2 separate regions of the Homo sapiens genome follow, and region 1 is linked to region 2. The links are chromatin loops, found by intact Hi-C in ENCODE. Cell type or tissue: dorsolateral prefrontal cortex. All regions are shown on one strand.

Region 1 (2,500 bases), 280 kb before region 2:
GATAGGTGATCACTGCATGCATGAGATGAACAGTGAGCAAGGGCCGTACTCTTAACCCCTGGAAAATTTCTTAACGTTTTACAAAATGAGAAACTGCACTGGAAGAAACTGGTTCATGAGATAAGGACATGGATCCAGTGAACCTCTGGAGCCCAAAAGGATAGAGTCAAACCAGGCTCCAGCATATGCTAGTTGTAGATCCTTGTGCAATTTACTTCTTTGGTGCTTATTTTGAGTCACAGCAGGTTTGTTTTTTTGTTTTTCTTTTTGTTTTTGTTTTACAGAGTCATGCTCTGCCTCCCAGGCTGGAGTGCAGTGGCTGGATCTTGGGGGCTTACTGCAATCTCCACCTCCTGGGTTCAAGCAATTCTCCTGCTTCAGTGTCCCAAGTAGCTGGGATTACAGGCATGCACCACCACGTTTGGCTAATTTTTTGTATTTTTAGTAGAGATGGGGTTTCACCATGTTGGCCAGGCTGTCCTCGAACTCCTGGCCTCAAGTGATCCACCCACCTCGGCCTCCCAAAGTGCTGGGATTATAGGCGTGAGCCACCGAACCCAGCCAAGTCACAGCATTTTAACAGGGAAGCACATTGCCAGGATTTGCTACACTGCTGCTCTCTCATTTTGTCACTTTGTTCCTGCTAACTCCCTCTCTCCTCCTTCATATGTTTGTCCCAAAACTCTTACATACTCCTTCGTTCATCTCCTCTCATTGTTACCTATATATTCTTATAGTATTTCATTATGAGTTTTAAAAATAAACATTTGATCACAAAATGACAAATACTGTATGATTCCTCTTACGTGAGGTACCTGGAGCATTCAGATTCGTAGAGACAGAAAGCAAACTGGCTAGGGGAAGGGTGGGAAGGGGCAGTTTGTGTTCAATGGATAGAGTTTCACTTTTGCAAGATGAAAAAACATTCTGAAGATGGTTGGTGGTGATGGTTTCCCAATAAGGTGAGTATACTTAATGTCACTGAACTGTATAGTTCAAAATGGCTAAAATGAGGACTTTTAGGTCTATTTTATCCCAATTTTAAAAAACAGAAAACTTACAAAGCAAACCCTTGACTCACTTTCATTATATTTACCTATAAGATTCACCAGAATAGAAATATTTGTCACACCCAGATCACCTCAACACTGTCCTGTAGAAAGAACTGAGGTGGACTGAGGATGCATACAATACCCAGCAGAGGGCAGGAGGGAGTCAAGGTGGCATTTTCCCCTAAATTTTGTATTTGTGATCATTTTTTCTTCCTCTCTTATTTGCTGTCTTAGTTTAATGTTCTCTCTAAAGGTGTAAGTCTTTCCAAGACAGCCATGTTAGAGAACAGAGGATAAATGATTCTCTCACAGAGCATGTCGGTTAAATTATTGCATAATTTAAATCACCACATAAAAACAATTGCTCAGTGGAGCTGGGTTTGTTAGTGGTAATAGAGCTCCAAACTAGGCTTTTTCGCTTTATTCTGGCTGTATATTATTGACCCAGATCATTTTGCAAAGTACTCCACAAATAATTGTATTGATGTTCCCACAAAAGGATACTAAAAACCCTGCTAAGTCTCAGTGGAAACCCTACGGAAATAGTATTGTAAAATTAATGGGATTCAGGTTTTAGGTGTTCTTTCTCCCAGCTGAGCCATGTTGCCAGGACCAAATGCTATAAAAGTGCTGCCATTTGCATCAGCCTTAACTGAGGAAATATCTATTTTTCCCTTGATTTGCTCTTTGCCTTGATTTCCTGGAGCATATTTGCAAGTTATCCTTGATGCACTATAATTATTTTGAGGAGATTGCTTTTTGGTTTAAAAGGATATTGCCATTTTATTATTTTAGAACACCAAGGGAGTCATATTCAAGGAAGAGACCAGCATTTTAATGCTGGGCTTCTCTCTCGAAGGAAACCAAACTCTTCACTGATTGTTTTTTGACTTCTGGTTCAAATAGCCTGGGAGGTACAAGGGTAGCATGTGGATTCGCGTGGAAGGTTTTGTTTAAGGCAATGAGCATTAGCTCTCTTTGCCTTCTCCCAGGGCTGCCACTCGGCATCGAGTTAAAACGGTGACAGCAGCAGCAGCAGCAATATCTGCCCAGACAGTTCTGGTTCTTCCATTTACTCAAACAATTTGGATGCAGATGGCCTTTCTACTTCATGCATTGAATATGATTCAAGTCCCAACCATCCATTATTACTTCACCTGCCTTGAAATGGGAATTGTAAGCACTCTGATAAATTATTTGAAAGACTAATTTCCTCAAATACCCCTTTCTGCTATTAACTTGCAATTTTATAACATTTAAAACGTTCTGAAATTTCTGTGTGCATAGCTCCGAGTGAGTTGACAGCACGTGCCCCCTGCATCAATACTACAAAACATAAGGGGGAAGGAGACACTATATTTCTCTTTCCTGGGCAGTGGAAGAATACTGCTCTCTAAGCCCAGCATGTGTGAACAATGAGTCTTTCCTACAGGAATGGTGGTGGAGCT
Region 2 (2,500 bases):
TGAGTGCTGTCTAGCTAATGGGAATGCAGAGAAGAGTATTTTTTGTTGTTTATTGGTTTATTTGTTTTATCTTTCTTCGAGACAGAGTCACTCTGTCGCCCAGGCTGGAGTGCAATGGCACGATCTTGGCTCACTGCAGCCTCCACCTCCTGGGTTCAGCCTTCTGAGTAGAGTAGCTGGAACTACAGGCGCCCGCCACCATGACTGGCTAATTTTTGTATTTTTAGGAGAGACGGGGTTTCACCACGTTGGCCAGGCTGCTCTCGAACTCCTGACCTCAGGTGATGCGCCTGCCTCAGCCTCCCAGAGTGCTGGGATTGCAGGCATGAACCACGGCACTAGGCTAATAGTTTGATTCAGTAGTGTGTGTGTTTCTCTGCCACTGCCTGTTCCATTGCCTGTGCTGCTGTTGATGTTACTGAGGCAGGTTTTTTGCCTTGTACAGATGCTGTGAATGCTGTCCTCCCATGGCGTGTATATGGGAATTTTTTTGACATTTGAGGTCTTTTAATATGCTGGGTATGACCAAATATCCACTATTAGTTATCATTTGGTTCTTGTTTTTCCTCTTTTTAAGTAAATAAAATAAATGAGCTAATTTTGCTTACTGCTCATGCTGTATGTTATTATGTAATGATGTTTTCACAGTAATACTAATGCCTACCCAGTCTATTAATAAATCTTACTAATTGCTTTTATTTCCTGGCTCTTATTTTCCTGAGGCAGTCTTTTTACTTTCTTTTCTTCTTCTTTTTTTTATTTTGCAATCTGATATTTGGATTTTCTTGTGATCCATTGTCTGTAGAAAGAGTCATTCTGGAATTTTTCTTTAACCTTACTCAATACTCTCTTCAACCCATTATTCCACCTGTCTTTCTAATGTTCTGTTCTTTTCTTCAAATAAGTTTGTGTTGTCTGGTTTGGAATTTCTTTTTGAGGCATGATCCTTTGATGCCACCTAGGGGGCACCTGTAAGATCGAGGTTGCCCTTTGCAGCTCTGAAAAGCCAGAGATATTAGCTGCTTTTCTATCTGGTCTGAATGGTTTGGCTTTCCTTGCATTGCTGTTTTTGTTTTCATTTTCTAGTTCTAAGAACAGAGAATCCTTAACACAAGGTGAAACATTTGAAAATCTTGTCCTTCATTCACGTTTTAAAAATCTCACTTTTGCATAGTGAGAATGTAGTAACACTCACACGCTACTTACAATTCACTGCACAGCATTTGGAGGGCTTTAAGCATGTTTGCTTGTTTTCATTTCTCCAAAAATCTCTGAGCTAGTTGTGACTACCACTACCATCATCATCATCATCATCATCCCCATTTTTAATAAATGAGGAAAGAGAAGCATAGGATGGTGCATAACTTGCCCACTTAGGGCTGAAGGGAGAACCCCTGCTGTCTGACTCCACAAACTACCTACTTAGCCGTTTTCGTTTAGCTGGTTGCATCCCCTCTGTTGCCCCTGGTCTCCGGCAGCTTTGGATCATTGTCTTTCCCTGAGAACCACTTCCCCTTCTATAGGTTCCATTTAGCATTACATCTTCTGTGGTGATGCAGAATTTCAAAGGTCATTTTTGAGGCTGGGCTGAGTAGAACAGTAGGAAGAAGGGAAATTGAGAAGCTGTTTTAAAAGAAATGTTACCTGTTTTCTATTCTACTAGTTGGAAATAAAACTAGTTGGAAGGTTCAATCTAAATATGTTAGGAGACTTTGTAGGATATCAATAATGGTATGCATGAGCCTACAAATGAAAAATCTATATAACCAACTTTATTTTTTTAAAAATTGAACCTAGGAATCAGTGCTGTTACATAATACAGTGTACAGATCCTGACTGGCATAATTCAATGTACTCAAAGAAAGAGTATTTATCATAAAGGTGTTAATACTTATAATGATGATAATTTACAATAAAGGTGAATATCTATGAAAGATTCTGTGTATCTAAGTCTCTGCTAAAGTGTTGTTTTGAAAGCTGTAGACACCAGGATATTGTCTAATAAGGGTCCTAGGTGGAACTGCATTTGCCCAAGCCTAATCTCTGTTTGGATTTTCAAACCACATATTAGACCCACCTTATAGCCTACTGAATCTCAGCAAGTCTTTTGGTCAGCAAACCCATTATGTGGAGTGATTATCTCCATCGATATGCCAGAAAAGTTACTAACTAAAGACGAAATGCTGGCCAAAATCAAAATGAGTATGTTTACTTGCATACATGTTTGTATCTGTGTGTCCACACAGAGGGATGTATAGACCACTTAAAAAAAGTACTAATTCTCTTAATAGAAGTATTTTTAATTTTCTCTTTGGATGTGTATGGGTAATAAAGGAAGCACATTGCCCTGCCTAAGCAGCTCCAAATTTCATTAGCCAAGAAGCTTTTCTTTAAGCCACCATTTACTGAGTGTCTATATGCTACATACTTTATTAAGTAAGTAGCTCTGTGGCTAGATAGATATCACCATCTAGTTTTTCAGCTGAAAAAATAGAGGCTC

The links. A loop is a pair of places that touch in the nucleus more often than their neighbours do. Peaks named below come from ENCODE experiments on the same cell type or tissue, not always from the same donor. Only the 100,000 strongest peaks of a DNase experiment are listed, where the experiment ranks them.
Region 1: a loop joins it to region 2, with 3 times the contacts of the local background. A loop is called at or near these places in 47 of 110 quality-filtered maps.

Annotation. Positions count from the first base shown.
Region 1 is chr7:37,508,940-37,511,439 of GRCh38, reverse strand. No RefSeq gene overlaps it. Among named protein-coding and RNA genes, the nearest start is that of ELMO1, 61 kb to the right of the region's middle. In dorsolateral prefrontal cortex, a CTCF peak has its summit at 1,185 (motif pointing right); no DNase peak of the experiment used is centred here; H3K27ac peaks cover 1,093 bases; H3K27me3 peaks cover 600 bases.
Region 2 is chr7:37,233,496-37,235,995 of GRCh38, reverse strand. All of the region lies in intron 7 of ELMO1 (engulfment and cell motility 1), which reads left to right. Among named protein-coding and RNA genes, the nearest start is that of ELMO1, 210 kb to the left of the region's middle. In dorsolateral prefrontal cortex, CTCF peaks have their summits at 746 and 953 (motif pointing left); no DNase peak of the experiment used is centred here; H3K27ac peaks cover 2,500 bases.